Linked DNA regions of Mus musculus: regions 1 and 2 are each linked to region 3. A link is a loop called in an ENCODE intact Hi-C map of the cell type or tissue named here. Cell type or tissue: left cerebral cortex. All regions are shown on one strand.

Region 1 (8,000 bases), 230 kb after region 3:
TTTAAGTAAAAATTTTAAAATTAAAAAAAAAAGAAAACTTTGATGCTATCTATCAGGATCCCGGCCTCAGCCCCGCGCCCCCCAGGCTCCAGGGAGGACCTCTTGGCAGTACGCACCCGAGGCTACCAGCACCCAAGCTCTAAGCCGGGATCCGGAGGTGCGGGCCAATCTCCCCGACTGGGAAGCGATGGCCCGGGTCCGGGGCTCCCGCCCATTCCCGTGTCTTCCCCGCACCCGGTCGGAGGCAGCGGCTCCGCGCAGCCCTGGGGATTGCTAGCAGCCGCCGGCCCTGCCGCCCTGGCTTAACAAAGAGCGGCGCGGAGCGAGCGCTTCCCGCCGGCGCCGGGCGGCCAGCGGCGTCTGGCGACGCAGGCTCCGAGGGCGCGCGCTGCCTGCGGCTGGTGCGCGCCGCTCCCGGCCGCCGTGTCCCCTGCTCCCGGCCCAGGCCCGCGGAGCCCGAGCTTTTGGCGCCCCCGCCCCGGCCACCTTACCTGGGGTTGCTGCTGTTCCAGTAGACGGCGTAGCGGTCGGCGACGACTTTGGAGCCCGGGTCCTGGCTGAACACACACATCCAGAGCACCAGAAAGAGCAGCGTCAACATCTCCACGTGCAACATCACGCCTAGCCAGCGGCGGAGCCCCCGACGCGCCACTCCGGGGAGAGATCGGGGATCCAGGGGGAGGGAGGGAGAGGGGCAGACGAAGAGAGCGGACGCCAAATAAATAGGAATAAATACGATGAAGGGGCGAGAGGCGCGCGGCGAGCGCGGGAGGAAGAGGAAGAGGAGAGAGAGAAGAAGGAGGCAGTGGCTGGGGCGGGGGGACAAACTCGCACCCCCACTGAAGGGCTCGGGAGGGGAGAAGAATCACAAGACGGAGAGACGCGTGCGTGTGTGCGGTGGCGGCGGCGAGGGCGGGGGTAGGGGTGCGGAGCTGTGTCTCGGGCGGCGGCTGCAAGCCGGTCACCCCGGGAGAGGGAGGTGCGTGCGGGGCCGGGCGGCGGCAGCGCGGGTCGGGGCAGGCGGCGGCGCGCGCTGCACAGTCACGGGGAGTTGAGCGCCGCGGCTGCGGGGAGACATACACCGGCCCGCCGGGCCCGGCTCAGTGTCGGCGCCGCGGTCTGCACGGGCTTCCTCCGCCGCGCTGGGCCCTCACCGTGCGCCCCGCTTTGTTCCAAGTTACTTTGGCGGCCGGAGAGAAACTGCAGGAGGAGGGCGCTGTGTGGAGGGGGGCGGGGGGGGGGGCGTCCTCACACTGGTGTCCCCAGGAGGCTGGAAGCAGTCCGGAGCCTCCCTTCTGTGCCTTGGCCAGGCGACCCCCCGCAAGGCTCGCAGGAGTCCTGTGGACTGCGGTACCCGGAGGTGCGCAGAGAAGAGTGGCGATCTGGATCCGCAAGCCCGGCTCTGCCGGAGTCCTGGAACTGCCCAAAGCCGCAGCCGAGCGCTCAGGCGAGGAGAGGAGGAGCGGGTCTTGCTTCGGAAAAGGCTCCAAGAAAAGTTTGGCTCTTCACGTCTTCCAGCAGGTCCCCAAAGGAGTCCGACCGCAGAGGCAGAGCGAGATGGCACCCCCGGGCGCTGGCTGAGTCGGGGATTTCTCCTGCTAGCTTGTCTTGGCCGGGTGTGGGTGCCGCGGAGTGAATGAAGAGCAGAGGTTGTGAACCAGCCAGCCAGGCGGGGCCGGGATGCCCAAACCTGCAGGGCGACGCCAAGCCAACTGCCGGGCTGAGAAGCGAGAGGGGAAACAATCACTTTCGGATGGAGCCCTCCAAGTCCGGGATGGGCTGATGACAGTCTCCGTTCGCCTTCCGGGAGAGAGGCTGAACCCCCGCACGGCGTGCCCAGAGCCCCGGGGGGGAGCTCTCAGAAGTGTCCCTGGGACTCGGACCTCTCCGGCCCCAACCCCAGCAACTTGTAGAGATTCATCAATCAGTTTGAAACCGGGAGGGAAAAAGGGAGAGGGAGCACACGCGAGCTGCTGGCACCTCCCCGATGACTACATCAGAAAACCTTCCCGATCCGGAGCTGCCTCCTCCTTCCCTCCTTAGGCACAGCAGTAACGAGAGGTGAAAGCCACCGACCGAATCCTAAAACCTCTGCCCAGGCGGGAAAATAAACTTGAGTGCAGCGGCGCGAGCAGCCTGGAGAGGTTGGGAAGACTGGCGAGAAGTAGAAAGGAGGGGAAAAGTCAGTTTTGCAAAAGAGGAGGGAAAAAAAAAAAAAAAGAAAAGGAGAGAAAAAATGCTTTATGGGAAAAAAAATCTCCTCGGGCACGCCCCCTCGTTAATGACCTGCGTGTAAAGCCGACTGCCGCGGCGGCCCAGGCGGCAGCAGCCTCGGCACCACGCGAGCCCGCGCGCGTGGACGTGGACGTGGGCCAGCGGGAGGGGGGCTCCGCCCGGGCGTGTTGCGCGGGGCGCTGGGTTGGCAGGCGGCGCGAGCGTGGGGGGTGAGCTCCGGACCGAGCAGGGGGAGGCGCCGCCGGCGCTGCTGCCTCCGCGGCCCAGGTCATGTGGGCTGCTCCCCTCCCCACTCCCCCTCCCTCCATGCAGTTTACTTGGAGGGTGGGGGGTGATTGGAGTAACCAGTCAGGGAGAGGCCTGCTGTTTGCTTACAGATCGGTTTTTTTTTTTTTCCCCTCTCTTTTCTCTAACCGGATTGGTTTGCTCCGGGAGAAAGAGGCGTTTTCCTCATCTCCTCCCTCCCCACGCCTCCACCCCCACCCCCGCCCCACCTTCCTGAAACCTGACTAATTGAATTACTGAGAGTGCCGAGGCACCCTCTCCGCGGCCCAGCCCGGCAGCACGAGTAACCCTTTGGTTGCTGAAGTGCGTCTGGACTCAGAGTGATTTGGCATCTTTTTTTTTTTTTTTTTTTTTTTTTTTACTTGGGAGTAGGGTCTTTCGATTGAAAAGAAACTGGCTCCCACTCCAAAAGGGGAGCCGAAAATTGCTTCGGGGACCGCTCAGGTGACGTGAAGTCTGCGCTGACTGGCTAGGGCAGCCCTAAGTAAATCGGAGTTCGTGTAAACCTCCGCTCGGTTCTTCACGCCGCACACGCCGCGCAGGGTCATCTGGAAATCTGAGCATCTCTCTTGTGCCTTTCAACCCTCTCTTTCTACCCGAGATTTAAAGGCTTGGGGGCAGGAAATGGGACTTTTCTTTAAAGTGATTCTCTGAAAGCAGGTTTTGAAAAGTCGGAGAAAAAAAAAATCTCAGTTTAAAGTGATTACAATTCAGGGTGAACCTTCAGCTGGAAGGAGAAAAACGCAGCGCGCGAGCCCGTCAGTACTTTACACCTTTTCCACGCGGATCCTGGGGCTGGTTCGCTACGCACACGCACACCCCACATAAATATCTTGAACTAAACTCGGTTTGAGAAGAAAAGGGAGGGAAATAGTGAGAGGGAGGGAAAACGCCTTTATTGCTGAAAAAAGGCCGTGCATTCCTGGGCTGGTCAGGAGGTTGCAGGGCCCAGATCCTTTGAGGCCAGCTAAGCCGGATCTCCTGGGAGCGAGGAGTCCTGGCGCCTCGGGACGGGTCCCCTGTGGTCCTGCGCCCTGGCATCGAGCCCCATACCCGATGCTGCTGAGACCTGCATCCCAGACTTTTTATTTTGTTCTCTAGTGTATACAGCCTGGTAAGAAGGCCGAACCCAAAAAAGAAAGCCGTTTACCTTTCTTTCCATCCTCTCAACACTGCGTCTTTTCCCTTTTACATATTAGACGAATAAAATTAAATATCAAATTCTCCATCCTGCGTTTTCCAAAGCTCGGCCTGGGGTTTCCAGGCGCTTCGGAGAAATTTGGAAGCGTCCAGACGCCCTCCAGTGGTCGGCCTGCAGTCCGCACCCAGCAGGGGCATTGACGGCAGCCTCAGCCCACGCTGAGCCTGATGGAAAATCTAAGGTCAGGATGAGTGAAGACATGAGAGGAAAGAAGCAGTTCCCACAGGCTGGGCGTTACTGGACGTGATGGAGATTTTCCCTAATTATCCTGAAGGAACGTCCATGTTGAGTGACCAGACGTAAATTACAACCGTTATCGTTAGACTGCATGACTGACCAACTGATAGACTAATTTATAAGAGTTTAAATTGAGACTATTCTATTCGCTTAAGCTCTCCTCTGCTTCTTTCACCAAATTTCCAACGTCAAGAAAGGAGGGATACACCTTAAAGAAACAAGACGATAAGATTTTTACTATTAAAATCAATTTGGGTTTTCATTTAAAATGCTGCTGTCCCTCTGGCTGGTGAACAAGTTCAGGGTATGCTTTTTTTTTTTTTTTTTTTTTTTTTTTCTCTCTGCTGTGGAAGGATAGATTTCTTTCCCAGCCTTTTTGATGGTAACTGTAATAGGCACTCATGTGACAAAGGCACATGAGAATATTTCTGCAGGAAATATTCTGAACCCTTTAAAAGGTTATGTGTATCTTTAGGAAGGAGGGAATTCAAGACTTCTGTCTTGAGGAAAATGCTGAAACTCAGAAAGAGTCTCAAAGAGCTATCAGGTATCAGGGACGGAGCCAGCTGGCTTCCTAAGACACCACAGTTGAAAAGGGGCAGACAAAAAAAAAGAAATAATACATGCTTATTTCCCCCTTGGAAATGCATATAGATGTAAAAAGTCATCAAACCAAAAGAACAAGTCCATTTTAATATCTTAAACATCTCCACTTTATTTTAAATAGGAATGGCCCTATTTTAATGAGACAAAAGTATGCTATGGTCTTCCTTAAAATGATTCATGGGGTTGGAATAAGATACTAGATTTGAAATAGTTCAAAACAGAACTCAGATGTCTATTAGAAATAATTCTAAATTAAATGTCTCCTCTGGAGCCAAGTATTGACATTGGACTTACTAAGCAATGTGACCCTTGAATACGTGAGTGGATACAATTGGAAGAGAAGTATATATTAACTATACACGCCTTACGAGGTAATGTGACTAGCTCTGTCGGAAGACACACACAGTAAATCCATAGAAAATAGTTCCATATAAAATAGTGGTTTTAACCCCATGTTACCAATCTGCTCTTTATACAATGAGTAGCTTTTCTTCAGCTAAGGCAGGAGCCTCTTGTCCAACCAAAAGAAAACAAGAGCCATTAAAAGTGAAGGAATAAAAATTCATGGAATTGATGAAGGTGTTAAGTTCCACAAGATGAAAACAGGGTAGAACCTTAAAAGCAGGTTGGTAATGGTCTATGCAGGGCCCTCCCAGTCCTGTAAATGGGTATCAGCAGACAAGTACTCTGGTAACTTTAAAACCAGTAATACTGAGGCAAAACCATTATTTGCCTCAAAACATGAATTGGCTCTAATTGATTGATTGATTGATTGATTGGTTGGTTGGTTGATTGATTTAGTTTTGTTTTGCTTTGGGTTTTTCTTTTTTTTTTTTTTTATTTTTGTTTTGTTTTGTTTTGTCTTGTTTGCTTTTAACTGACCAAATCTGTGTTCTAATCTAAACTATGAGTTAGAATCACTGAGGGGAGCTCTCTAGAAGGAGAGTGCCTGAGCCCCCGTTGTTTAGGCTAGACCTGGATCTGTAATTTTTAAAAAGCTCTCTGGAGAATTCTAATGAGGATAGAAGATTGAGAAGCGCTGATCCAGGTAATTTATTTTTGCCTTAATTACTTCAATCTTTCAGGAAAATAAGGCCCATTCTTATTTATCAGCTCACCAGTGAGGCAGAGTTTCTTGATCCAGTCTGCTAAGTTGAAAGACGCTTTTAAACAATTTTCCATGTCACACAATTATTTACAAGTATGATCTCCAAGATATGACTACAGGAGCAATACCTACCTTTAAATGTGGGCAAATCTTTCTATTTGGCTTATTGGAATTAGCGTTGTAGAGTTCTATTATGTCAAGTGTCCAGCCAAAATGAGTGAATGAGATAAATTAAATAAATAAAAAGTGAATCAAGCCCCCACCGTTTGTAGACTCGGCAACTCTCAATTTAGGAAAATCAAATTTAACTATGTTAAGATGTGAAATTGGAACTTGTATCCAGCAAAAGTAATAGAGGAAACAAACTCTAGAGCAAGAACTAAAGAAAGTATAGTTAACATCCCTAATTAAACAAAAACAACCCTAATGAATGTTAGCATAGTATTTAAGCCAATCCTACTGTTTCTGCAGAGCTTTTAGTGTTTGTTCTAAATCCTCAGTGAGAGCTCCAACCACTAAGCTGTCACTCCGCGACCCTGCCCTCAGACTGAAGTGAAGCTCTATCTACTCTCTTCTTTACCCTCTTTCACAAGAGAAGTTTCTCAGAACACTTAGAAATAATAAGTCTGCTGCCTCTTCTCTCCTCAGACAGCCCGATGAGGGGAAACATTCATTTTCAACCTCTGATCTTGCTTACAGACTATCACATCCCTACCTTTAATACCAATCACCCTGATCTTTTGTCTCCTTCTCATGTGACTCTTTCTGTGCTGGGACTTCCTGTAGTCTGTTTCAGCATCCTTCCTTTTACACTCTAGGGGGAAAAAAACAACAACAAGAACAACCAAACAAAACAATCCAGAAATGGTTTTTAAAAGGCTCTGTGATATTCTAAAACAGGGATTTAAAGTTGTTCCATTTCGGAATGAGCAAGCTGTGTGTTGTTCTTCCTACTTCAAAACACGTTTTAAATAATGCGACTGTAGCAAATTCTCCAAATGTGCAGATGTGTTAGCAGTCATTTTGAGAAACACCTAGATCTCCTAATAAGGTGCATGTGTGTGTGTATGTGTGTAAGTGTGTATGTGTGTAAGTGTGTGTGTATACATTTGTATTACAAAGGTGTGTGTGTCCATTTGTGATTCTGAAAGCAAATAAGTGTTGTCTCAGCCAGTCCCACGTCACGTTTTATTATGCAGATTTCAGAATATATACAGGATTGTGTAACCAGCCACTAAGCACATAAATGAGTTTATTCCCTTAAGCAATTTCTCTAATCTCACTGCTTGAGCATGTACATAGTTTTATTCTGTATTTCCCTCTTCATCTTTTTAAATAAAATTCTGTGGATGAAAATTGTCTCCATTTTGCAAATCTAATCAATTAGCATAAAGTATAACCCAATACTATCTTCTCTGAATTATTAAATAAATATCTTGCTTAAGACAATATATCACTACAAGTGAATATCAATAAGAGAGTCGGTATCTGTATTTTATAATTGGATCTATAACACCCATTTTTAAAGGAATATGTGTAGTTATTACAGAAATAAATTGAATTTACACATTTTCCACATTCCAACTAGTGATTAGGATATGCCTGTTCTGCCAGTTACATAGACCATCACCCAGAGGGCACACAAGTGTGCGTTTTTTAAAAATTCTTTTACTTGCTTTGAAAGTCTACAAAAGCCAATACATCTCTGTAAAAGTGGCCAGTGCTACCGTATATGTACACAAACAGGGACATGGGATTCCTGTGCGGAAATCTACAGACACACAAGCATGGAGGTAGAGAAAACTTGTTCTCAATCAGTTTTTCACCAAAGATTTTCATCAACTTCTGCAAGAATTCTATTTAAAGAGGAGCATAGCATATAACCTCCAGTCAATAAGCATGATTATATAAAATGGGGAAGGCTGGTTCCAAGCCCTTTTTAGCTCTGGCTTTACTTTTCCCCTTCGGTTCAAAACTGGCAAAGGGAAGGAAAGCATGGAATTATGGCAAACTCAGATCTTCTTTCTTTAAATTATGTGCATTTTCCTGCAGACAAAAAGCTTCTGTGGTGGTGGGGGCGGGGGGGGGGACTGGATCTTGGTATTTTTCAATGCTTGACTCTTTATTATTATTTTACTTATCTAAACAATCTCTCTCCATATATACTCATTTTATAGGATATGAATACACATATTTTACCTGGTCACACTAATAAATACAATGTTAATGTTTTAAAAAGTTGTCCTCAGAGCAGATTCATAACTTTAGCCCCAGCCCTCCAAATATCTTCGTCAATAGTGTAAGTTTTAGAGTGATAAATTAAAGATA
Region 2 (8,000 bases), 67 kb after region 3:
ACTGCAGGGACAAACTTTTATTCCTTTTGGACTCCAATAACAGTAGGTCACATTCAACTAGTCTGAAGGAACCTGCTCTACCAGCCAACAGCTGGAACCCAGCAACTGCTGTTAATCTACGTTAATTGCTTATTACTCTAAATCAGTTCTTGTTTGTGCTTTTGTTCCTCAAAGTAATTTCTCCCACATACACACTACCAAGAATGGTTCTGCAGGCTGTGGCTGAAGACTTCTTGTGCTTCAACCCTAGGGCTGTTACTGCTTTGTTATGAAACAAAAACACACTAGCTTGAAAAAAAACACCAAGTTATTGAGGATGCCCAGGGATAGAACACAGGTGCGCAGGGATGCAGGCATTAGCCACTGTCTAAGTAAGAACAAGACTTCCTCTGATGTTTTAATTAGAGCCTCGGTTAGTATGGCGCCGGTTTCCCTAAACAATTCTTCCCCTCTTTGCTTTAGGGAGGGATTTTCCCTCCACCACTTTATTGCACTAGTGAATAAATGAGATTTCAGGGTTCCAGGGAGAGAGAGAGAGAAAAAAAAATTACCAATATAAATGCATCAGGTGCAAATTACAAAGGTAAATAGGCCCCTGGAGACCAGAAGCTAGCAACATCAACTTGAATATCTGAGAGAGGCCACTGAGGGACAGCTCCCGGGGTCGTGGTCCTGGCTTAGTGTAGACCAGATAATTTAAACCTGCAGCCTCCAGAAGGAGTCCACAGCCCCAGCCAGTTGTTAGTGCCTCGCCACAAACAACATTCTAAGCCTTCGAGACGGGCTAGCGTCTCCTCCCCCCGCCCCCTGTTTAATTATCTCAGATGCCACACTTGGGCATTGTCTCTCAAAGCCGATCCTTCATCCTGGGAGACACACTCCTGTATAATCTCCATCTATAGGTTGATCACTAGTAATTATTTGTTTCCCAAGACTGTGTTTATAATCCACAATAAGGCAAAACTCACACAAATGTATCAACAACGGCTGTGATCAGTAGGGCATGAAGGTTGGTTTGGTTTTTTTTTGTTTTTTTTGTTTTAATCTCCCTTACAATTTAAGCTTTATCCCCTGAAGAATGTTTGCAGCTTTTTATCCTTTCCCACCGCTCTTTATGGTAAGTTCTTCTTGCCCTCTAATAATTTTGCTCATGGAAGTCAAATCCCCTTGTATGGTTCATAGAGTAGGGACCTCATCGCCACTTCTTACAGTGCCACACTGTTTCACACTAAATGATGACTTGAATTCAGTTGCTTTGGATGAGAAGACCCAGCTTTCCCATTGGCACAACCCTGTTTGATCTGGCATTTTGCTCGTGTGTTAGTTGTCCCATCTCTTTCCTTCTTACAATTGTGCTTTAAAAGGACACCTGTCTGCCTCATCTGTTTCTATTATTCATGCTATGGAAGTGCACAGTCCTTAAGAATTAGACAGCTCTGCCTTGACTCGAGCAGGAGACACTGCGGCTCACACTTGAGCAGCGCACGTATGTTCAAGTATGACAAAGGGGCATACACGCTTTGCCTTAAATCTCCCTTATTCTGTTTCTTCAAATAGCAAGGTGCTGGAAACTCACACCTCCAGTTCCCAGCTCGGGGGCTGCATCTTCAGGCTATGGCTTCATTTTAATGCCTTTGCTTTGTAGAACACAGCAGGCCAGGGAAGGAGTTACTGAAGGCATAGCATAATCTCACACATGAGGACAACTTCAATAACAAATGTTCCAGTGCCATTTTGTAAAGGATGAAACCCTTATTAAAAACTCTTCGTATAGGCTTTATATAGGATAACCTTAATTATAGTGTAACTCAACTCTATGACTTGGGAAATGCGTCTTGTAAAGTATTCTATTTTGCTTTCAGGATACCTTTTACCATCTGTACAATATTAAGCCTTGAATCAATAAAATGCAGCTCTTATTTGTACATTAAGCTTCATGTTCTATTTGTGTTATAATTACTACGTGGTCTGCGGGTGATCTACAGCTCTACATGAATGATGCTAAATCCCAGGTGATTGGAAGTTCCAGCGCTACACTTAGAAAATCTCCTCCTCAGTGCCAACCGCTCAAATTCCCCATCAGCATGGTTGTTCCCAAAGACTATCGTTCTCATTCAGGTTTCCTGATGTTAGTCCCTTAGAAGGTATTCCTGTTGGCTGTGGCTAGGAGGACTGTAAGTGTGACAGTATGCAGAGCCACATGTCCTGGTTGAAGCTAGCTTGGGCCACATAGTAAAACCCACCTGGGAGCAAGAGTATGGGAAGTCCATTCATTTATACCGGATTTGCTGCGAGCTCCTTGTCCCCCTCCCCTTACTGGGTGTTGAGACTATAGGCATTCACCACACTGCTCAGTGGTGGAGCCGATGTGGAGCTGAGAGGATCTCATGCAGGCCGGAACGGCCACATCCAGGGCTGATTTCAACTCCTTAGCATCCCTTCTTTAGAGTACTTGCCTCGTACACACAAACCCCTGCATTTGATCACGAGAACACTGAACAGAACAACAGAACATGAGGAAGACAAACGTAGTCAAGTGTGGCAGTGCCGCATGCCTGTCAGCACTCGGGAAGCAGAGGCAGGTGGATCTCGGAGTTTGTGCCCAGCCTAGTCTACATTGTGAGGCTCAGAAGAGCTATGCCTACACAGAGAAACCCTTTCTCAAACAAACAGGCAAGCAGACAGACAGACAAAGCAGAAACATAGCTATGCACTGTATGCTGCGTTTTGTCACTGACATAGCAAACTATCCTCACTTTACTGAATCTCCAGCGAATTTCAAGATTTGAATTAAGACGGTCAAGTTTTGTGTGTGCACGGAGGAGATGCGAGAAAATGTCCTTCTGAGCTACACTGTGAGACCCTGTTCTTGTAAAAAGGTGGTGAAGAGTTGAGGCTACAACTCAGTAGTATAGTAGTTGCTTTGTAAATGCAATGCCTTCAGCTCCATCCACAGTACTGAAAACAAACAGGCCATACAATCAAAATAATAATATACGGTCCTATACAATAAAAAGCAAAGGCTAGCTTTTAAGCAAACTTAAGCTTTTTTTGCTTAAAATAAAAATAATGTAGCCACAACCTAATCCTAAAGAAGTCCCTACTCTCCATGACAAGAAAGAAAGAAAGAAACAAACAAACAAACAAACAACCCTCAACAGGAATGCCCCAGCTGATGGGGTCGTAAGATGGAACCTGAGAATTTCCAGTGTAAGTCAGTTAATCACATCAACCTAGGTGTTCCTCCACCCAGCACGGGACTCACCCAACTGAGGGCTCCTCCCAGTTTGCCATCTAGTTCTGGTAGTCAAGCATCCTGGCAACCCATTCCCTCCTCCCCACCCCTCTCCAATCCCTTTAGAAAACAATATAAAGCTAATTCCTGCTTAGCTCCTCCGTTTCCCCTCCTGCCTCACTGCCATTGGAAGCCAATGTCTATGCTGAGTTTGGACAGACTCAGCCATGAGCTAACAATATCATCATCATCATTTAAAAAAGGGGGGGAGGGGGGCTCAGCCTGTCACAGTCAGCGCTGAAACTGTTCCTCGACACTGTGAATTTATGTGGCGCATGTCCGCTATCTGATACCAATGAACTAGCAATCACGATAGTAGAGGAAGCAGTGCCTTCTAGAACGTGAGCCTGCTGCTGCTGCAGAGGCTTACTCATTGTATTAGGAGGCACAGCTGTATCTTGTTGTTTCATCTAGGGGGGCCTTTGACAGCTCATGACTGTAGCTGCTGAAAAGCATGCACGGAGTTGATATATACACACAGACCTAGATACTCGGGACACGCAGCAGAGTGCCCTGTGTGTATCAAGCTATGACTTCGAGATTCCCTTCCATCAAATGCCAGGAGAAGCACTTGATAAATGGCCCTTGGGAGAGCACTTCTCATTGCCCGAGGATGGAATGACTCGCAGGCATACGACACTCCATCAATACAGAGAGCTGGCAGATTGAAGGGCGGGAAGGACCATCCTGGATGTGGTGCATCTGCTTACTAACAGCAACAGCGCTTCAACCTCTTCCCGTTTCATCGCCTACAGAAACCACTCCTCGGAGAGGCACGCCAGTCAACAGATGGTCTCTGGCTAAGGTGTAATCAGGAGCAGCTTGCTAAATTTACCCAAAACAAATAGAATTACAGGCTTTTGCCCGAGTCTGAAATTGAATTGAGAACTTGGGTGGTGGATAATAGAAGCTAAAAAACAGAGGTGCTCAGAATGTGTCGCTGCGTGTTGGGAAAGAGCATGCTAGGAACCTCCCTAGACTGGGTCATCAATTTCCACTCAGGACTACTTCCTCTTGCTAAGTTTCCAGAATTCTTAAAATCACTACCAGGCAACAACATCATCAGACGTACAGTGAACAAGATGGCACTCAGTAGAGTGGATGCTGTTGCCAGAAGCTGCCCTACTCTTGCCGGTATAGTTCTGAAGTTCTCTTAAAAACCTGTGACTCAAAGTCCTCTGAGTGACAGCCTTCTAATGTGCATCCCCAGAATTCCTTGCAGGTCTGCCTTGTGCACTCTGTACAGGAACAGCAACATAAAGCCTTGGGAATTGCCTGGTGATGAGTCAGCATAAAATGAAGAGTAAATTATTTAACCTATGTTGTGGTTTCCTTACCTATAGAGTCAGAACTGCACCACACACGCAAACCCCTACATAAGAAAGACATAGAAATAAACCAAACCATGGAAATGTAAATGAGCTAAATACCTAATAAAAAATGGAAAAAAAAAAAACAAACCAAAGAGGCACGGCACTTATATTCTAAAGAGATAAGTTCTTCCATACTGATCTCCTCAGGGCAAGGCCAGTTTCCTCTCTCACTACTGTGGACAAGGGTCCCCATCTCTTCTAGCTATACCATTTTTGGGTATACACACCCAACTCCACTAGGTAAACATAGAACGGAGATACCCCTGTGCCCGCATTTACTGGACTATTTACAATAGCCCACATGGAATAAAACCATGTTTCTGTAAACAGACTAGCCAACAAAGGATAAGTAGCATAAACACACAAGAGTTTTTTACTCAGCCATATTAAAGAATGAAATTTTGTCATTAGATGGAGAATGGAAGCAAATGGAGACTTGTGCTATAAAGCAAAACAAGCCCGATACAGAAAGGCAATAGGAAATTGCATTTTCTATTAGTGGTTTCTAGAATTCTTTATAGACAGAGAAAGAGAGAGAGAGAGGAAGAGGGAGGGGGAGTGGAAGAGGGAGAGGAGCAGGCAAAGGGGAAAAGGAATGGGGTGGATTTGGTGAAAGGACACAACGTACCACAGTTTCAACAGTCACTTTATTTTTTCCAACTACCACGATTATTTATCACTGTAGAAAGCATCATTAGAAAACCTTTGAATGAAATTTCCAAATACAATTTTGTTTTGAGGTCTTCAGAAACAAAGATATACTGTGTACATGTTTTACAGCATCCTCGTTCGCTATCTAGAACTTCTAAAACAGGAAAGCAAGTACCGGATGGGTATCCTTGACGACAGACCGTCTTCCCCCATTTGTCCTGAGGAGTTCCTGCCTATCCGTTCTATGAGAAGCTTTCTGCTCCTTCTAGTGTTTCTGTTTTAAAGAACTCCCTGTCGTGCAGAAAAGAAATGTGAAAAGCCTTTCTGTGCTGAGCTGAAATAATTAAGGAAAAGTCATTTCTTAAGTTATCTCTGTGTGTGTCTGGGGTGGGGGTGGGGGGTGGGGCTTCCTTCTCAAAAGTTTAGATCATAACCTGACAAAGGCTGAAATGTATTAAAACATGGTTTTGTTTTTGTTTTGAAATTGCAGAATTTAAAAATGCAACTAACATTCTGTTAATGTTAGTTAACAGATAAATAAGACCAAATGTGCCCCTCCTCTCAAGGAAGGGCTGCTGCACTGCCATGTTTTAAAAATAGACACTAGACAGCCTTACTCAAGAATGCGACCTCTCCTTTGGGAACTTTATCAGCTCTGTTCTCTTATCTTCTTACATAGAAAAAGAAATCAAGTTGTGGGCCAGAGAGATGAGGCAGCGAGTGAGGGCCTTGGTGAGTAGTCAGTCACCTGAGTTCATTCCCGAGGACACACATAAAACTGGAAGGAGAGGGCCAACTCCGTAAAGTCGTCCTCTGAACTCCACATGCAGTGTAGGACATCCTCCTCCTCCTAAATATATTATGAACACTCATACACAAACACCCACAATAAATAGCAACAATGATGTAATAGCAGTACTACTACTACTACTACTACTACTAATGATAATAATAATTCTTTTAAAAAGAAAAAGAGAATGAATTAAGGAAGCACAAGGCACAGATAACGCACATACTTCATAAGAATAAATATTTTGCAGTGGGAAGCTAATGGTAAGAGCTAACAAAATATGGACGACATTACCTTGGGAAACCCCTCCAACTGCACCATGACTCAGTTTACCCATCTATAAAGTCACTGAAGCAGCCTTCTAGCTCCTCTGTGATGTGTGGTAAAGAGCCCATGAAAAAAAATATGGCGCCAGAAGCCTCGCTTAAACCCCAAGCCTCCTCCGAGGTAGCAGGTATTTGCGCAGATGGACTTGTCATGATATCTATCACTATTCTGGTAGACACTTAATTTTATTCCCCTGGAACAACCCTTCCTATTTTAAAGCACTTCGAAAATAAACTGTAATGGAGAAAGCTACCATGGAACTACCAGTAAAATTATGGCACTATTATATTGTCATATTTATTATTCAATTATTGCTTCAATAAGTCAGAGTATGTATAAAACAGTAGGCTTTGTGTTTCTGTATCTTTAATGTCGTCAGTTCAGAAAAACTACCATGGCATCAATTACAAAGGGCACTTGCTCTCTAAAGAGAAAGTGCCTACCAAGGTCTTGACAATAATCTCAGTTCAAGACAAAAATATTATGAATCGTGAGATGAGGGACCTGCTAAGATGCTAAGTAAAATTCATACTTTATAATTTGTGAAGAAGCAGGCAATGTGTACACGTAAGAAAAAAAATACTGTTGGTTGTATGAAAAGCAATTTTAAATAATACCCAACCAGCTTAGTGAGAAGCATAGGAGGATTTTGTGGCATCCCCATTTTACTCAACTAATTTCATTCAGATTTCATTAGCCTTGTGAAACTACCAGGTACACTCTGAACTGATTCTCCATATAAAGCTGCCTAGATCACGCTGAATGGGAAACCCAGATAGCTGGAAACCACAGCAGACAAAGAAGTTCCGGGTCGCTGATCTCAAAATTGGAAATTTCCCCCAGTGACCCAAAATAAACCCAGCACATATTCACACACATGTGCCTTCTCAGGAACGTATACCCACACATGCCCTTCATACCTCCACGACATTGGCAAATATCATTAGAAACTGTGTAAGTGTAAATACACAGCGAGATGATGGACGTGAAGGCAAAGCATAGAATAGTGACCGGCTGTCATAAAATCCTTAGCTGTCCCTTTCTCCCTAATGCCACCAACAAGCAAAAGCATCCTGATTCCCATATCTACATTAGAAGCCAAAACATAAACCCAGTCATTTTTTCCAGGCAAACCAGGAGGGAGGGATATGAACCCAGGTCAGCTGCATGTTCAGGCTCCGTGTGGCACCCACCTCAAGCAGAACAAACACGGGGAGGTACAAGAGACACAGCAAACTCCAGACCTTCAGAAGTCACCCGTGCAGATCCTAATACCTGAAGTAATTGTCAGCATAGATCCCAGAGTATCAGGAACCACTACAGGGAAAGCTGTCTGCTTTCCCCTCTGGCCTACTGAAAAACCTGGTACATATTCCAATTTTTCTACTCATCGGATCTGTGTTGGACTTATTTGCCTACACATCAACCCTTCTGACATGCAGAATCACCCTGAAACCTGACACAAAGGAAGCATGCCACACAGTTACTCAATGTAAGACCTTATAACTGTCCTTAGAACATCATAAGAAATAGAAATGGATCAGTCTGTTGGCTTAAATGCTTG
Region 3 (8,000 bases):
TGCCTGTCTAAAGACACAGCTGCTCCTAATCACTGTCTGCTCTCCTTGGTGCAAAGCAAGTATTTATCGTCAGCATGCTGACATTTGCAGGAGCTAGGCCTTTCTCCACTTAAACTGTGCCTGGCTGAAAGAAAGGATGTTGCTGACACCTGAATAAGAAAGCAATGACTCCAAGTTATGTAAATTTAATTATTTCCTTCAGTTTTTTTTTATTTCCAGGAATCTTTTTTTTTTCCCCTTTCTCCAAGATTTAAAAAAAGAAAAATAGTCCTGGCAATTTTCATTTAAAAGAAATAAATGTCGGCAGTGGTTCACTGCACAGGCTGACACGGGGTTTCATAGAGGAAGAGGTGCCGTTGCTTTAATCTAATTTGGGCTCTCAATTCCCAGCTAATGTATCTAGGGATCATGATGTATGTGTTCACAAGGAGACATCTGTAACACAGAGTCCAGCTGTGCAATTCTCCAAAACACAGGTTTAAAAAAAAGAAGAAGAAATCAGTCAAGAGTTTTGCAGCTGCCCCACAACGTAATAAATCTCCAGGTACTCACAGATGTAGAAATACTCTCGGCCTGGCCTGAATTCAAATCCTAAAGAAAAGGGAGTGAAGAGCTGGAATTTTTCCGAGAACTTCAGCGGTCCGTTTGGGGAGTGAGGCCGGTTACATTCCCATCTCTTGAACCCTTTGGACGTGTGGTCGCAGGCACTGTACCCATCAAAATTCACCATGTACAGGACGTAGCGCTCAGTCTTGTCTTCTGGGACAGAGTCCTCATAGTGAGGGCAGAAAACATCCAGGTAGTCATTGATACAGACATCAATGTGGTAGTCACCCCTCTGGAATCTGTTGGAAACAGAAGGAAAGAACACGGTAATTCATACCGGGAGGTGTTTCTGCTCGGAATCTACACTTGTATCCTTCAATAACTTTGGAGATCAAACATTTTGTATGAAAAGTCTTCACTGAACGCTTAGGATTTATAGCCTGATTTGAAACATTTTACATACATACATACATACACACACACACACACACACACACACACACACACATCACCCCTGCGAGTACCAAATCCCGCTTCAGTTTAACTTTATAAAACTATGGCTTCTCTGTTTTAATTAATGACTTCTTCCAAACAGCTGAAATGTATTTCACAGGACATACTGAAGTGGGAATCAGGAATCATATGGGTAAATCTTTCTCAGCCTAAAGTCATGGCGGCAGGAAAGCATACAAAAAAAAAAAAAAAAAAAAAAAAAAAAAAGCTTTTGTTTTTAGCTCCTGAGGAAATTCTTCCCTAAGCCCTCAGAAAGGTTCACCATAAAACTGTGTTCCTGCTGAAATACAACACTCATAAAGTGCCATAATCTTCATGCCGGACAGTCAGTCTCACATGAACACTTCCCAGTGATGATGAGCGGGTCAATTCCATTTTTGGACATCTCTAAATGTTAGAAACTTTCTTCCTGTATTGAGCATAAATCTGCTTCTGTGTAATTCCTACCCACTGATCCGACTTCTGCTGCCTGGAGTTACAAAGGGCGAATCTAATTCTTCTTCTGCAAGGTAGTCTATAAAACATTCCGAGATGTCAGCAGTCTCTGGATTCTCCTTTCGCTTTCCCCACACGTGAAAATCCTCGTCCCTTTGGTTATCTCTGGGATGATTCCCAGACTCCTTCTCATTCCAGGATCCTCCCACGCCCCCCAGTTTCCCAATGAGTTCTTAAAATGTAGGACCCACTCATGAGACTTTCAGCACTTAGGAACTAATGTTCAACCTGGGAGAAATAAGACTACTTTTCTCCTCAATGCTAAATACTCTCTGACAAAGATTCCCTTTGGAGAGACAGCATTGTTTAAAGGGGAAAGTGATGGTTCTACTCATTGAGTGGGCAGAACTGGCTTTAAGACTCGGATCTGATGACGTCATACATCATCCAGAGCCTCAGTTTCCCAATGAATAAGATAGGATAACAATGAGAATCTGTCCTGCTGGCCTCCCAAGGACCCTCAAGTCTCAGAGGAGGAGGAGGAGGAGGAGGAGGAGGAGGAGGAGGAGGCATAGGAAGAAAACCCTGAGGTTTCATCAGAGGATCTGCATTTCAATGAGAATCCTCTCTCGTGGGCCACTTCTTGCAAAGAGAGCCATACGCCATACGTGTTTATTTCTTTGTGTTTAGAATGCTCGCGCATTTCCCTCTTCTTCATTACTGGTGGACAATGATTTGTCAAGACACAAGGGAAGACTTGCTTTTAAAAGATTTCTGAACATCAAGGTAACATCACTGCTTAAGTACAAAGAAAAGACATTGCAGTGTTCAGATAAAAGGTGCTGGGCTATGAATCATCACCACTCAAGAGTAGCCTGACAGCATTGGACGAACGCCAGACAAGAACTGCAGCAGAAGGCGATGCCCAGATGCACTTTATACTATTATATTATTATTACAGATTTTAAAGACATTCAAGGGGGAAGTTTTTTTTCCTCTCCCTAAGTGTCATTCATGCTAGCTTGACTAGCATGTGAAAGTGCTTAAATTGAAAATGAAAACTGTAGCTACCTGGGCACACCCTGTTATTCCTTTATTCTGTAATTCTGTTATTCTACAATTAAAAACCACGTTGTCACGTTGTTGTTATTATTATTATTACTATTATTATTTCAGGCTCAGTTCATCTTTTCCATCTTTGTCCCTGTCCATGTTACTAGAATCTTAAGGAAGCAAAACTATGGAACTGAAAACCCACTCCACACTGGGTTGACTGGTATTCCCTTCAGGGGATAGTGTGCTTTTATGTGAGATGCTTACATTACTGAGGGTTCTATTTTAAACATGTGATTCTTCTACAGACTAATATTCCTACTCTCCGATCAATATCCGAAGACAATAATCTATCATAGTCAATTCACACTTCTGCTTCAGTTCCTTGCTTGTCTGTCTTTTCAGACAAGGGTGTTAGGTGGCTGAGGCTATGCTAGAATCTGCTCTGTTGCCAAGAATGGCCTTGAACTCCTAAACCTCTTGTGTCTGCCTCCTGCGTGATAGGATTATAGGCTTGTCTGTCTGGTTACAAATCTTTCATTTGCACAAGTTTGTCTACTACTGCATGTCAAAGAATAAGATGTGCGTGTGTGTGTGTATACACAAACAATTACTAACTGAAATACATGAAAGTTATTGTATAATGTGCTCAAGTATAAAAGAGAAAGACAGCATGAGATATCCTTATTTTATACCAAGCCCTCCCGATTGGATACAAAGTGGTCATGGCTTTCTCACTGGGAAGAAACTCACGAGCATGACTTAACACTGAGCACTCTCTGTGTGACATTCATTATTTCAGTTAACATTCATCACAGCACCACAGGATCCCCACTGTTGTTATATCCATTCAAAGGCAAAGAAACGGAGTTTAGGGAATCACATGACATACCCAATTTCCTAGCTAGTAAAAGGTAGAGGGGAAAGTGACCTGGGAGCTAGCATTTCCTAAGAGATTAAATTGCTAACGCCATGTCCATAGGTCTGCTTCACAGTCCCTAGAGAGACAATTCTTGTTGGGGTTCCAGTCCTCTTTTCCATTCACTGACATAACAAGCATTTGCTGTCCTCGAGATTTGCGTGTGTTCTACATCTATGAGATACATATACTATGAAATACTCAAAACAACTAGAATGAGTAGTTAGAACATGTTTACATTAACAATCAGGGGCAACATCCAGAGAGGACATTATCCTCTTAGCTTCATGTTTCACAGTATATAGGTAGTGGGGCTAAAATCAGAACCCAAGTCATACATGTTCTGAAGCATCTTTGTAACCACGAGGGCCTCACAGTGGGACAGCTCCACAGTTACAGCAGCTTCCCTTCTTACAATGGCAGCCTCTTAGAAGTGTGGGTACCAGTTCACTTCACGGTGCTACCAATAGAAGTCAAGCCCTGCTTCTCCTCCCTGCCTACTCACTTGACTCCAAAATCCTAAGCCAGCAGCTGAGGGGAAGCCCTTAACTCCTGCACATTCTCGTCTTTCCCAGAAAGAAGCACTCTCAGGCCCAGCAGCCATTCACATAAAGGGATCTTTCTCCACCAGGAAACAGCTTTCCTGAGCTTGAGCTCACATCAAAGCAGAAATACACATCTAGAAAGATTCTAGAAAGACTTTGCATGCCAATATTTACAGATGCCCCGGGGCACCTAGCCACCTCGTTAACAGGTTAGCCAATGGTCTAGAACTTTCCCTGCAAATGTCTCCTCTTTTTTTTTTACTTCCTCTAATTTTACCACTGTGTCCCGCAGTGGCCTTTGAGATCCTTGTATCTGGTTAGGAACTATACTATCTGGCAGCCCACCCATAAGACCGCAGTCGTTCTTCTTCCACTAAATTATCTCCGGTTCATAGCACAGTAGCATGAACACTCAACAGACTTAGTAAGGAGATTTCATCTGCAGAAAACACCGTCGTAACTGTTCTCACAGTGTAAACATCTCAGGAGCCAGAAACATCTCACACATCTAGAAAGATGACCCCTGTTCCTCCCTGGGAGCAGGCTGTATTGTATGTTGTGTCGAACAACGTGGCAGCTCGTTGTTCTACACAACATACAATAATATTCTACAGCAGAGATATATTTCACACATCTAGCAAAATGGAGCAGTAGGTTGGTTGAGGATTGATGTCAGCTGTATCACAAAAGGTCCATTTCATTTGACTAAGAATAAGATTTGGAGCTGGAGAGATGGCTCAGCGGTTAAGAGCACTGACTGCTCTTCCAGAGGTCCTGAGTTCAATTCCCCGCAACCACATGGTAGCTCACAGATCCGATGCCCTCTACTGGTGTGTCTGAAGACAGCAACAGTGTAACTCATATAAATAAAATAAATAAATCTTTAAAAAAAAAGAATAAAATTCAGCACAAAATTTAAACCCCTTTAATCATCCCCAATACCCAGAGTAATTTATCAATTATAATAAATTATCAATTATATACTTGATGGAAGCTAGAGAAAATGGAAGCTACCCTACTGGTTAAAGGAAAGGCAAAGTGACCATGGAAGCAAGGAAGGAAGGAAGGGAGACCTGGGACGTACACCTCCAAATTCATTTGAGAGGATATGTCTCACAGAATTTGGCTGCTGACTTTTCAACACATGGCCAAATTTAATCCTGACCACCAATTTAAAGCCAGTGTTAATATCTCTTCCCTTAGCTAACCTGTGCAGTTAGAAGTCAATCATGACTTGAATCTCAAAACTCAAATCAAATGTAGACAAGACACAACGACTGTCCCTCCATTGAGTTCTCAATAATGTGCCCTCAAATGTGTACTGAGATATGAACTGGAGCATCATTGTATGGCACCAGTCAGCTTGAGGTATAGCATCTCTGTCCTATTGACCACTTTCTTTTCCACTCTGGGCCACTGAGTACTGCAACATCTAGTCCTTGAGATTTTGGGTTCTTTATCAGCGGAGTTCTTAACTTAACCCTGTCCTTTGGTGACTCTTTGTTAAAGCAAATAGATCTGGCGCAGCTGTCGTTTGTCAGTGGGCGCTGTTTCCTCACTGACCTTTCCTCCTCCTCGACCATATGCCCCGGTGTTGTGGATCTTGACAGATAAGAGAGAGCAAACAGAGACAAAAAAGAGGCAGGCAGCATCCTGGGCTCTAGGATACAGTGCTGCAGAGGCACAGTATCCCTCCAGCCCCATTCTCCTGTAGCATGCCCCGCTCGCTCTCGATCCATCCTCCTTTGCTGGAGCCCAAATGCATTTCATTTTAGTAGCTGGAAAAGGAAGGGGACGGTGCCTATTTAAAACATTCTAAATTGGCCTTTAGCATATGTTGCTGGCACAGCAGAGAGCCTGCTTCCAGGGAAATACGTAGTGAGGTATTTTATCAGGCGGCTCCTGAGTGAAGTGGTTCCCCTCCCTAAGTACAGAAACGGCATCATTGAAATGAGACAGTGCCGTCAGAAGTTAGGGAGCTTCGGGGCACCCTTTTTCCCGCTTCGGGTAGTGTCTCAAAGAATTCCACAATGAAAATGTTATCTCTCTCCAATCGGATGGCTGACGACTACATTTTAGATGTATTTTAACATGTCAGGAGGTGATTCCTATTTGAAGAGGACTGCGCTGTCACTTCCTTAATTACGGGGCGACCTAATGGATTATGTTCTGGAACTGAGATGCAAAAGAAGGATATGATTTATGATCGAAGATTAAGCAAATTTATCAGCTCAGGGTTCCTCTCGAATTTTAAACCCAGTCTAGAGCAAGTACGTCTCTACAGCGGCTGCCTTTCAATTCCACTAGTTCTGATTTTAAAGTCTAACTACAGAATAAGATGTGTCTGTTAGCCAGAAGAATTTCTCATTCGTCCCAAAAGGACCTGATGGGCCCCCACCCCCCCCCCCCCCGTCAGAGACGCAAGCTTCTGTGTTTTACTGTGCTTCTGTGCAATGGGCAGAGCAGCAGTCCTGTTGCATAACATGCCTCCCCCTGGCTCCTTCTGCTCTTTCTCGGGGCGCAGAATGCAAGCCTTATGGTCCCTACCCTAAATCTGAAGATGTTCTTTTTTCTTTTTTCCTGCAGAGGTTAAAGCATGAAATATAAACAGCAAGTGAAACTTGGCACAGATAAATGGCGGTGGTGGCAGCACCGAGGGCTGAACAAATATTTGTTTTGCTAATTTTAAACTTTCCCCCTCTCTTCTGGGCTAAAACGGGGGACTCTTTGGGGTGTGTTGGTAATCCACTTTCACACCAGGTTCTCAGCGTTTGACCTGTAGATAGTTTCAGCACAACCAGATGGGTTGAAGCTGATGATGACCGTAGTAATGGACAGCACTGGGCTGTGTCCCTCTTTCACGCTCAGCAATGTACCAGCATCAACTCCCAATTCTTCTGAGAGAAGTGGTGACTCACAAAGCAGAGGAAAAACTTGCTTCCATGCGCATCTCAGGGATATGCAAGTCCTCCTTACTCTTTTGCAGATGACATTCAGTCCAGAGTAAGCTGCATATATATGCGCTACATGTGCTAACAGCTTCTGCTACATCGTATACCTTTTCATCCCATGACGTGTAAGGTGCTGATGAAATATTTGCTTTCCAGATTTAAGGGCTGTGTTGATCCATTCATGAAAATGCCAAACAGAATCCACTGATGTGCATGCTTTGTTAGTGAGGAGCTCTGTGGCATGGCCACTCTCATTAATTGTTGGTAATATTAATAAGATACAATATTCCTGGCCGGATACTAAGAATCCATCAGCATTGCAATACACTAACTTGTGACTTTGGATTTTCTCTCTCAGTGCTATGTGTGTGCGTTTTAAAGTCCCATGTCTGATATCAGTTACCCATACCAAATGGTAGGTATGAATCTTAAACAGCTCTAGTTTGTGGCTAGTCTAATATTAGGCACATTAGTCTGAAATTTAAAAAAAGAAAAATTATATTCCCGGTGACCAGCACCTGCTTCAGACATAAGACACACAAAATGTTCTCTGTTCCCGAGTTTTAACTCATTTGGAGTTTTGTTTTATTAGCTTGACAGAGGAGCTCCAAAGGAAACAAAGCATTAAATGGGCAAGACCTAAACAAGACTCTTCTCTAGGAAGGGACCGGGTATTTTGGGTGACAGTCTAATTGCTTTTAAGCCCCGAGTGAAGCCTGAGGCAGGGAGCCAGAGTATGTCAATGTCAGCGGGGCCAAGTCAGCCTGTTAACCAAGCAGAGCCCTAACAGGGCGGACACATCACAGATCATGTCAAATAGTTTTCAAACGGGGATTTTGAAACAAAAATAAAGAATTAACATCTGGCACTCAGTGTGGTCTTAACGTGGGTCACGTTTACAATGCAGAATAGACTCTTTCTCACTCCATCTGCTGCCCAGGAGAGTCTCACAAAGCTGGGGAGCAGGCTCTAAGCCATCTGGAGTTTTAGGGCCTCTTAAGTACATGGGGCAGAATCCCTGATGCATATATACAGATT

What was found. Hi-C counts contacts between places; a loop is a spot of excess contacts. Peaks named below come from ENCODE experiments on the same cell type or tissue, not always from the same donor. Only the 100,000 strongest peaks of a DNase experiment are listed, where the experiment ranks them.
Region 1: it touches region 3 in a loop (7-fold over the local background); 8 of 42 quality-filtered maps call a loop at or near these places.
Region 2: it touches region 3 in a loop (2.8-fold over the local background); 2 of 42 quality-filtered maps call a loop at or near these places.

Annotation. Positions count from the first base shown.
Region 1 is chr17:62,880,515-62,888,514 of GRCm38, forward strand. It overlaps Efna5 (ephrin A5), which reads right to left and starts at 803. Exons shown (of 5, transcript NM_207654.2): 1 at 492-803. The coding sequence starts at 616. In left cerebral cortex, a CTCF peak has its summit at 3,832 (motif pointing left); DNase peaks (open chromatin) are centred at 183, 537, 888, 1,562 and 5 more places; H3K4me3 peaks cover 4,068 bases; H3K27ac peaks cover 3,961 bases.
Region 2 is chr17:62,717,234-62,725,233 of GRCm38, forward strand. All of the region lies in intron 1 of Efna5 (ephrin A5), which reads right to left. Among named protein-coding and RNA genes, the nearest start is that of Gm52303, 57 kb to the right of the region's middle. In left cerebral cortex, no CTCF peak of the experiment used is centred here; DNase peaks (open chromatin) are centred at 4,036 and 5,523; H3K4me3 peaks cover 324 bases.
Region 3 is chr17:62,650,290-62,658,289 of GRCm38, forward strand. It overlaps Efna5 (ephrin A5), which reads right to left. Exons shown (of 5, transcript NM_207654.2): 2 at 553-845. Among named protein-coding and RNA genes, the nearest start is that of Gm52303, 120 kb to the right of the region's middle. In left cerebral cortex, a CTCF peak has its summit at 4,833 (motif pointing left); DNase peaks (open chromatin) are centred at 1,652, 2,262, 5,839, 6,491 and 2 more places; H3K4me3 peaks cover 759 bases; H3K27ac peaks cover 1,843 bases.